Regions from separate parts of the Homo sapiens genome. Here region 1 is linked to region 2. Evidence: read pairs that join two places in POLR2A ChIA-PET (ENCODE). Cell type or tissue: MCF 10A. All regions are shown on one strand. Each heading gives the region's core, and the rest is flanking DNA. Links, peaks and the distances in the headings are about the cores only.

Region 1 (5,389 bases), core at 224-5,223, 64 kb after region 2:
CATTTAAAATATTACTGTAAGACTATTTGTTTTTAATCAAAGCTTGTTTTAGAATATAAAAACTGTTTAGCTTTCTTTAGTTACTAATTGTACTGATTTAAAGCCACGCTTAAATACACAGTAGGGGCCAGCATATTTAAGGCAGTGAGGCAGTGGCTCACGCCTATAATCTCAGCACTTTGGGAGGCTGAGGCAGGCGGATCACTTGAGGTCAGGAGTTCAAGGCCAGCCTGGCCAATATGGTGAAACCCTGTGTCTCCTAAAAATACAAAAATCAGCCAGGAGTGGTGGCAGGCCCCTGTAATCCTAGCTTCTTGGGAGGCTGAGGCACCAGAATCACTTGAACCTGGTGAGAGGTGAAGCCAGCTGAGCTTCTGAGTCTGGTGGGGACTTCGTGAACTTTTCTGTCTAGCTAGAGGATTGTAAATGTATCAGTCAGCAGTCTGTGTCTAGCTAGAGGATTGTAAATGCACCAATCAGCATTCTGTAAAAATGGACCAATCAGCACTCTTTAAAATGGACCAATCAGCACTCTGTAAAATGGACCAATCAGCAGGACATGGGCGGGGCCAAATAAGAGAATAAAAACTGGCCACCAGAGCCAGCCACGGCAACCCGCTCTGGTCTCCTTCTGTGCTGTGGAATGTTTGTTCTTTGACTCTTCACAGTAAATCTTGCTGCTGCTCACTCTTTGGGTCCACACCACCTTTAAGAGCTGTAACACTCGCAGTGAGGTCTGTGGCTTCAATCTTGAAGTCAGCAAGACCATGAACCCACCAGAAGGAATAAATTCTGGACCCATCTGGAGGAACAAACTCTGGACACACCATCTTTAAGCGCTATATAACACTCAAGGGGAACCTCTTTGGCTTCTTCATTCTTGAAGTCAGTGAGACCAAGAACCCACCAGAAGGAACCAACTCTGGACACACCAGGAGGCAGAGGCTGCAGTGAACCAAGATTGTGCTACTGTGCTCTAGCCTGGGGTACAGAGTGAGACTCTGTCTCTAAATAAATGAATACAAGGGCATGGCTATGTCTTAAAAAGGAAAAATTATTGTATATATCAATTAAATAATATAATAACTCCAACAGGCAATTGCATTCAAACATAGTCATGCTGCAAATTTAATTTAGTTTGTGTTTTATCTGTTGATGTGATGTAATTCTGACATTACGTTTTGGGGATGCACCTTCCAAAAGTTATTCAGTTACCCACCTACAATACTTAAAGTACACTTAAAAGCATGGAGTCACGGAGAACACAGCACAAGAAGTCAAAGATTAGAACTCAGTTAGTTGTGCCATTCACTGGATGTGAGTTGGTCTCTCCCCAGACTTCGTTTTCATATTTATAAAATGAGAGTATTGATCCATCAGCAGTTCCTAAACAGAGATGCCTTTTAAATCATGTGAGGAGTATGTTTTCCAAACATGCCTGAATATGATTAAGTGTTCCATAAAAGTTAAATGTATTTACATCTGTGACTTAATACTTTCATCAGGTATTGCAGAATGATTGCGTCTTAGATTTTGTACATCTCTACAGCATTAAACAGAATGAAAGCACATTAAAAGTTGATTCCATATCATTTTTTCTATTCTTAGTGGCCTGGTGTTGTTAAATATTAATTCTATTGGCTTTTAATAGCAAAGAAATGAAATAATTCAAATATGTGAAAATTCCTATTGGTGTTAATGAATTCCTTTTCTCTTTGATTCTAGTATTAGACATAACGCTAGGTCATTTAAATTACCTAATTGGTTTGTAGTTATTTTAAAAATTAGCATGTAACAAAAATATGCATTTAATAAATAATGGCAAAATAAGATGATCAAAACAACTGGTAATTGACAAGAAAATATTTAACTTCACTTGATGGAAAAATCAAGTTAAAGTGAACCTTTTCAATAAAAGTTTCAAAGTACTTTCTTTTCATGATAAGAAAGGAAGCAATCCCCACATAAAACTACTAAATTTTATAAATGTTTCCAAGAATATGCCATTCTACAAATTCTTTTATAGCTGAAGGTTGTACCTCAAATTCCAATTATCCACTTAGAACAACAACCAAATTTTAAAAGTGGGAGGCGAAACATTCTCTACTTAAATGGTACTCATTTAATAACACCTTGGTCCCACATTTCCCAACCAAAAAAAGTGTTTTTTTTTTTTACACAAAAGTCACTGAACCATCAATAATCCAATTGGAAAGACCCTTTACTGTTTTAAAGAAACCATACAAACATAGGCAAATATGTTGAGAGGTACAGCTAGTGTCTGGCCACGGTGGAGTACACTCCCACATCCCTAATGCCAGCTGTAGAACAGCAACATTCAAGCAGCTGCCTTAATTGGAGATGCAGACCAACACATGCTAATTTAGCTGGGCCAACTAATTGGTGGGTATGCTACATTTTTAACAAAATATCCACCCATATTACAGATGTTTTTCTCTATCAGAGTAAACGACTGGTAACAAACAGTAATGAAGTTGAAATAAGCTACACTTAGAGAAAACGTTTAGTTAGACAGTTTTACAACATGGTCTCATATTGGCTTAAAAAACCATGTGTGCCAAAATTGGACCATAAGCTAAATTTCAAAATATCTTTCTGTGCAAGAGTAAGAACATGAGGAAGTTTCACAGTAGTTCTTCAGTCACCAAAACAATACTTACTAAGTGCCCACACCCATTAAACCATGCTAGGCCTGGTACAACGAAATACAAAAGAATTGTGTCCTTGTCTCTCTTTAAAAGTGTGATGTAGACCAAACATTTATGGACACATGCAATGATGGTAATATTTACCAGGAAATCTATGATGGTTAACAAAGGAGGGGAGAGGGACTTCTGCTTCTGGCCATGACGGTGTAACAGAGACTAGATTTATTCCTTGGCCTTAAACTAAAAAACTGGACATCACTTGACCAGCCTGAACAAAAATGGACAAAATATATGAAGCAATGGTTTCCAGACATTGGACAATAAAGAATGCATGACAGAAGTCCCTAAGAGAAAGAAAACAAATGAGGTGAGCCCTATGACCCTAGCTTATAGTCTGGAGAGATTTTCTAGACCATTATGAGGAGAAGAGGAATTCAGATAGAGCCCAGCAGTCAAGTCTGTCTACTAATTAGTAGTCTACTAATTGAGGAACTCGTAGACAAAACACTAAACACATTAAAATAATTATGATAGATATATTCTATATGTTCAAGAAACTAGAGAGTGAGCACGTTAAGAAAAGGCGAGGCCGGGCACGGTGGCTCACGCCTGTAATCCCAGCATTTTGGGAGGCCGAGGCAGGCAGATCACAAGGTCAGGAGATCGAGACCATCTTGGCTAACATGGTGAAACCCCGTCTCTACTAAAAATACAAAAAATTAGCCGGGCGCAGTGGCGGGCGCCTGTAGTGGCGGGAGGCTGAGGCAGGAGAATGGCGTGAACCCGGGAGGCAGAGCTTGCAGTGAGCCGAGATAGTGCCACTGCAGTCCGTCCTGGGCAAAAGAGTGAGACTCCGTCTCAAAAAAAGAAAAGGTGTAGAAGATATAAAATTGGCAGAAATTTTAATACAGAGAGAAAAAGGACAATGTCTGGATTTAAAATACACTAACAGAATTAACAGCAGATTAGACACTGCAGAAAAAAACGTTGGTGAATGTGAAGGCATATAAATAAACACTGTCCAAAAATGAAACACAGAGAGAAAAGAAACTCAAATAAAAACTAAAGACAGCATCAGTGGGTTAAGACAACTTAATATATACGTAACTAAAGTCCCAGAAAAAGAGTGTGAGATGAAGAAACTATCCGAAAACTATGAACACTTAAATTTAAGCTTAACAAACTCCAAGTAGGGAAACTACAAGAAGAGGCAAAATAATAATTAAAAAAAAAAAAACTTAAGTGATAAAGAGAAAAATCTTAGAAGTAACCAGAAAAGAGAAAAACCTCACATTATGCATGGTGATAAAATGGTAAGAATAACAGCTGACTTCTTATCAGAAACAATGCAAGCCAGAAGACAGTGAAGCAAAGTAGTTTAAGTACCAGAAAACAAAAAGAAACCATCTATCTATAATTTTATACCCAGAGAAAATACCTTTCAAATGTAAAGGGTTTTTTTTTCAGATATACAAAAAGAATGAATCATCAGCAGACCAGACTACAAGAAATGTTAAAGGAAGACCTTCAGACAGGGGAAAAGGGAAATAAAAGATTCCTGATTGAAATCATTTACATAAAAGAATGAAGAGCATCAGAAATGTTAATATGTATGTAAATATAAGACTTTTAAAAGAAAGAAAAAAAGATATACAGTCAGCAAACCGAGGATAGAAATAAAATTAGAATTATAAAAAGCATGCAATTCAAAAGCAGGCAGAAAAAATGAAAAAGGGAACAAAGAACAGACAGAATAAATAGCAAACAAAAAGCAATTGGTAGGTTTTAGCTCAATCAATAATGACACTGAATGTAGATGGTCTGGGGACCCCGATTAAAAGGCAGAAACCATCAATTTAGATAAAAAAGCGAGATCAACTCTATGCTGTCCATAAGAAACCCATTTAAAATATAAAGCACTTATAGATTAAAGGAAAAAGAAATGCCATGCTAACACTAATCAAAAGAAAGCTAGACAAAGTAAATTTCCATCAAAGTAGATTTCAGAGCAAAGATTATTACCAAGAATAAAGAGGGTCATTCCATAATGATAAAGAGTGAATTCATCAAGAGGACATACAACTCTAAATGTTAATACACCTAATAACAGATAAATAGAAAAATTGTGAAGGACAAATCCATAATTATAGTCGGTGATTTCATTGCCCCTCTCAAAATAATTGATGGAGAAAGTGGAAAGGAAACCAATAAGGATACAGAAGACGTGAACAATACTGCCCATCAATTCTCTCTTTCAAATTTGGAAAAGCCCCTGTTCTGGATAGCTTATAGAGACTTAGTAAGTGCTTATTTAAATCTAAGAAGAAAAAAACTCAAAATTATTAGACAAGGACAAAACTTCTGAGGCTTTAAATGTGCTGGCAATCTCAGACAAATCATTCCCCACAGAAATGGCCAGCTCAAACAGTGATAGTTTTTAAAATTCAGATATTTGGCTAACAACTAGTCATTATTTTAAAATGTACTAACATAAACTTTTGAAACATTTCTAATATTGGTAAATAAATTCAGAGTTATATAAGAATCCAAGTTTCACATTACACTCCTAATTAAGGTAAATCCCTAACCAAATTAAAACTGGTTTGATAACTTTAATTTTAAAAATAGCTATATATCTTCTGATATTATCACAGTATGAAATATAATGCCAAGGCTTGACACTTGTGAACTTCAGACATTCCCCAAATCATTTAAACTAA
Region 2 (5,389 bases), core at 145-5,144:
AAAGGACTCTGCTGTTACTCAATGGAGATACTAATGCTATGGAAACCAGCCATAGGAAATAAGCCATTTGGGGATGGTGTAAAGAGCAGGCTATAATGAAACCACTTATAATATGTAAGGTAAGAATGCTTTCAATATGATCTGCTAACTTGGAATTTTTCTCTCCTCTTTGGGCATACAGCTAATATTTCTGGCCTTCTGTGCAGTAGTTGTAGCCTGTGACTGAGTTCTGCACAATGAAATGTGGGCAGAAGTGAAACTTCCCTTAAAACCATCTTTACTCTCTTGTCTTTCATCTGTCAGCTGGATGCAGAGAACTCCAAGACCCTAGAAAATGATGACGCCCCTAGATGGAAGGAGCCTCAGATCCTGAATGACGGGTAGAGAGGGGAGGGAAAAGTAAACCTTTATGTGTTAAGCCACTGAGATTTGGGAGTGGCATGTTTCAGCAGGTAGCTTACCTTGACTGACACATCTAGTAACTAAGTTCTTTAATTCAAGTAGACATAGACGTTCCTTTTCCTAACCAAAAGTATTGATTCATAACATCCACATATATTTCTCACTAGCTCTTAAGACGTATCAAAATGGTAATGTGGTGTCAGGTTCAGTCATAGCTTCTGAAAACTTCCCACCATTTCTCAACCTCAGTTTAAAATCAACTTGATCTTTCCTTTTTTTTTTTTTTTTTTTTTTGAGACAGGGTCTCGCTCTGTTGCCCAGGCTGGAGTGCAGTGGCACTATCTTGGCTCACTGCGACCAATGCCTCCCAGGGTTCAAGTGATTCTTGTGCCTAAGCCACCTGAGTAGCTGGGATTATAGCTGTGTGCCACCACGCCCAGCTAATGTTTTTGTACTTTTAGTAGAGATGAGGTCTTGCCATGTTGACCAGGCTGGTCTTGAATTCCTGGCCTCAAGTGATTCACCCACCTCAGCCTCCCAAAGTGCTGGGATTATAGGCGTGAACCACTGCGCCCAGCTTCAACTTGATTTCTTAAAAGGCAAGGATCCAACTCATCCTTGAGACGCTTGACTAAATGAATGCCTATTGAATGGATGGACTCTCCTTTTTTGCATTGCCTTTATGTAATGCTCCAGCTGTGATCATGGCTGTCAGGTCTACAGAGATAGCAGTGAAGTTCCCAGCTTCTTGGTTTTGTATTATTTACTAACTGTATAGCTTCATAGCACTCCATCTCTTTGGGCCTCTATTTTTTCATCTGTCAAAGGAGGGAAGTTACTGTCAATTAATTTAATGCACTGGATTTCTGTGACTCTTTGACTCTAAGACTTTATGCTGTAAAATGATTTTGCAACCATTATCTCTTTTGATATGGTTTTCATCAACATAATTAAAAATTCCTTTTACAATACCTCTGTGGTTTATAAGTGTTTCTTTTTTAATGGATAGATTTACTATTCTGAACCAATACCATGTTACCTGCAGATGTCAAAACTAGGATTAAGGTGATGGCCCAAATTTAATCCCTCCTGGGTTCTACTTTGCCCCAACTCTACCATCTTCTAGGGTTCTGGTCTGGTCTAACCACTGCCATTTATATATCTGACCATCAGGGGTCCACTCCCACTGGCACCTAACAATAGGCAGTTTGAAGATTTTAAAGGGAAGTGTTACTAAAATAAAACAATTAAAATACACAAAATAGTGTATATAAAATGGGATTACAAGGAGCTTTGCTGAGAAACTGTTTCTTAACTAGTCCCTGTAGATGCTCAACAAATGGATTCCTAACCTCAGTTTCCTCATCTGTACAATGGTGGGAGGCTATCAAAGTTAAATGAGTTAACACTTACTAAGTTCCTGGCACTTACTATATACTCAATAAACATAAGCTGTAATCCCTGCCTGGAGTAGGTCATAGAGGTTTCCTAACAGAAGTAGGGTCCTTGGGTCTTCCCTTTTCAAAGCTGTGATTCCTCTGGGTCTCTTCCAAACTCATAGTTATTTTGCAGAAAAAAAGATGACTACGATGCCCTAAATTCAGCAAATGATCGAGCTAGCTCAGGATGCAAGCCCAAATCTTTTTAGCAGCTTTTCTTTGAAGGCCTAGACATCATTCAGATTTTTCCAAGGAAGAAACAGCTTAATTACAATTCTACACTTCATGCTATTTCAGATAACAGAAATCTACAACATATTTCTCAATCAAAATGAAGACATTCGGCATGTACTAGCAGAACCAATTCAAACTGGAACAAAGATGGGGCGAGTGGACATTGCCTTTTCCTCCAAGGGTTGGTTTGACATCTTATAATCACTTTATATAACAGCCATTCTCCCAGTAAAAAGTGAAAAACCAGAGGAAGAGGTCTTGCTTCATCCAACTCCACTGATTTTGGCTTTGAGAGAATACAGCTTTAAGAAGGTATTCCCGGGAATATCCCAGGAACTCTATCCGCCCCCTCAGAATAGTAGGCAATTGAGTTAGTGATGGTGACTCAGGCAGGCTTTTTCATCCTGATCTAAAGGAACCACTACAACCCTAGAGAGAGAAATAAAAAGGGAATCGAGTGGAAAAGGCCTCCACCACCGATGACTCATGCTCTACTGTGACTCGCCTGGTACATCACTCTGTGGCTAAGACATGGAGGCTTGGTTCATTAGTCACTTCAGTGATTTTTTCAAAGCAAGGATTCTCCCTCTAAATAATCATGAGCTCTGCTTCCACAGTGTTTGTATGTGAGCTTGTGACTCACCTTTCCACCATGCCAGGCAGTACCAATTGTGTCATCTGCAAGAGAGAAAGCAAAACATTCATGATGGCCAAGGATGCAGGCAACAGAAAAAGAGTGAAGAAAACTCACCCACACTAAAAAGAAGGGAATCATGAAACCATTCACCACTTCTACAGACAGCAGGTTATTTTCTGTACACTGTAGAATGTGACTGTGTCAAGAGGGCATAAAAAGGAACCAGCTGAAATTACTGGAGAGAACACAGGGAATACTTTAATGAACCTGGCTAAAATTAGTCTTGCCTGAAATGTAATACTGGCACAGAGTTCTTCAAACAATGAAGGATTTACAGTGAAAATCTACATTTCCCAAAATGCATTCTCAGAAAAGAATATATGTTATCAGAAGAAATATCCTGCCTACCAAGATGACTTAAGCTTTCTAACCTCAAGAGCTCACATAAACTTTTCCAGCCAAAAAAAGTCTTTAAAAGAATACGATAAAGTGGTAGGTTGGCAAAGAGTAAGTGTAACTTCACATTCATTTCTCTTGTTGGTCTAGTTAGCTGTAAGTAAAACTCATCCTTAAAGAGAGTTAAGATGTGATCTCTAGTAACCAACATGAAAAGGTGACATCTGCATTTTTTAAGGACTCCATAATTGTTGACTAAATACATATAATGAGAGGGGCTATTTTTAAACTCTGTTTTGATATATTATTAACCAAGAAAAGTTCAGAAGTCCAATGGTTTAGTCAAAATCACCTCACAGTTAAATACCGAGGCTGTAACGTGAATTTCTGACTCCTGGATATCATCAATTCTCTAAGAAACAGATGCTGTTTTGTAATAATAAGGTTTCAATGCATGCTAAGCATAGAAATTTTGTTGTTTCTATCTTGAATAATACTTCATATTAATTAAAGTAGACAGCATTCTGATGAGAAGGGAATTTTGTTTTCCTAGAAATATTCTGAAGAAATAAAATGCCAGCCAGATTTAACAAGGTAAATTCTGCTATGTGAACATCCAATCCAGATGTATTATGAACAGCTTTGTATGGTAGTACAGATGTACATCAGGCATATTAACAGTGGTGGGTATTTTATTGTAAAGGATAGATTATACAAAACCCTAACAGTATTTGAAAACTTTTTTTTTTTTATTTAGCACATTTCATCAGGGACCATAATGCTTAGCTAAAGTATTATAAAGAGTTCCCCCAGCATTTTGTGAAGGGAAGCTATAATTCAGTTCTCCAAAGTTCTGAGATCACCAGAAACAGAATAAGGAAGGAGACTGGTAATAAAAATGTCTTTACCCAGGTGTATGTGTGTCTGTGTGTGTGCGTGCGCATTTGTATTAAGGAAATGAGATCTGTTAACTATAAAGCAGCTAAGTGGAGTCCAGAAGGGGTAGCCACTGCCTGTTTGGCTCTCTTAAACAGTCCCTCTTCTATTTCCAGTTGGAATATTGGGGGCAGGGAGATGGGGGAATATCAGGAGCTATTTTTTCCCTTATACCATATGCATGTCATGTATATATTAAATGTCTGCTTTCTGAATGGCAAAAATTATCTAGAAAATCATGAGACAAAACAAAACCCCATAACATAAAACCATACTTACAAAATTATATCATGGCATGCTAAACATTAAATGTTTCCTTCATCAAGAGGCCTTTTATGTAGGGACATGTTCAAAATATATTCTTTATATATATGAATTAAAACTCAAGAAGTTTTAATAACTTGACATAAACACTGATTTCAATGCCTGGCTATTAAAGGCCAGAAATATTTGCTGAATGCTCAACGACTAGAGGATTCATCAGCAAAGACACAAGTTCTCCCCTGCAAAAGTTAATTTCTTTCTCATAGCTCATGAGCTCCTCCTTTTACATTCTGACTCTAAATTCTCTGTCCTTGTCATAAAATGTAACATCTTTTTTTAATCTGTCAAATAATAACAATGAAAAGCCTGAGAAAACTTAACCTGAAATCTGCATGCTTTTATCAAATTGATTAATGCCTTCATCTATAATGAAATTATCTTTCCTTCTAATCAGATTATAAGTCACAATAAATTGAATTTCAAGCCTTCTTTATATGAGTATGTATATACAAATCGTTAATATTCTACGCATTAGTTAAGAGGCTTCGTTATATTCAGATCAAATTAAATTTTCTTTAACACCAAATTTTTATAGGATTTTTAGCTAAGTTATTAGTAGAGTTATCTGTAAGCATCAGCTGGTATCTTGATATTTGGTTATTTATATGAATATACCAGGCATTTCTGTGAATTGTCACTATCTATCTGAACTCCATTTCACAGCTCACAGGCTGTTTCTGGAGTTAACTCAATGCTAATATTAGGCCATCTGCAGGTGATAATTGCTGCACCAGAAAAATTTTTGTTCCTCTTAACACACTTCTAAAAAAAGGTTACCATAACTTGCAAGTTCAGTGGTTAAGAATATTAGACAAGTAGTAGTAAACATGATTTCCAGACCCATTTTCTTCCCCATTGGGACTGTTTCCAAAAGTGTATAGCGAACAATTTTAATTCTTTCCTAAGAAGTAGACAAAAGTGGCCGGGCGCGGTGGCTCACGCCTGTAATCCCAGCACTTTGGGAGGCCGAGGCGGCGGATCACGAGGTCAGGAGATCGAGACCATCCCGGCTAAAACGGTG

Evidence for each region. ChIA-PET counts read pairs that join two places held together with the same protein. Peaks named below come from ENCODE experiments on the same cell type or tissue, not always from the same donor. Only the 100,000 strongest peaks of a DNase experiment are listed, where the experiment ranks them.
Region 1: POLR2A ChIA-PET joins it to region 2 with 6 read pairs; 2 of 35 experiments call an interaction of 5 or more read pairs at or near these places.

What each region holds. Positions count from the first base shown.
Region 1 is chr11:43,763,992-43,769,380 of GRCh38, reverse strand. The region is part of intron 3 of HSD17B12 (hydroxysteroid 17-beta dehydrogenase 12); the gene reads right to left. Among named protein-coding and RNA genes, the nearest start is that of HSD17B12, 86 kb to the right of the region's middle. In MCF 10A, for the core only: no CTCF peak of the experiment used is centred there; no DNase peak of the experiment used is centred there.
Region 2 is chr11:43,828,340-43,833,728 of GRCh38, reverse strand. HSD17B12 (hydroxysteroid 17-beta dehydrogenase 12) reads right to left here. Exons shown (of 11, transcript NM_016142.3): 7 at 2,719-2,753. It overlaps LOC107984328 (a long non-coding RNA gene), which reads left to right. Exons shown (of 2, transcript XR_001748197.3): 1 at 1-119; 2 at 2,139-4,796. Among named protein-coding and RNA genes, the nearest start is that of ALKBH3, 50 kb to the left of the region's middle. RefSeq lists an enhancer at 2,069-3,268. In MCF 10A, for the core only: no CTCF peak of the experiment used is centred there; a DNase peak (open chromatin) is centred at 2,618.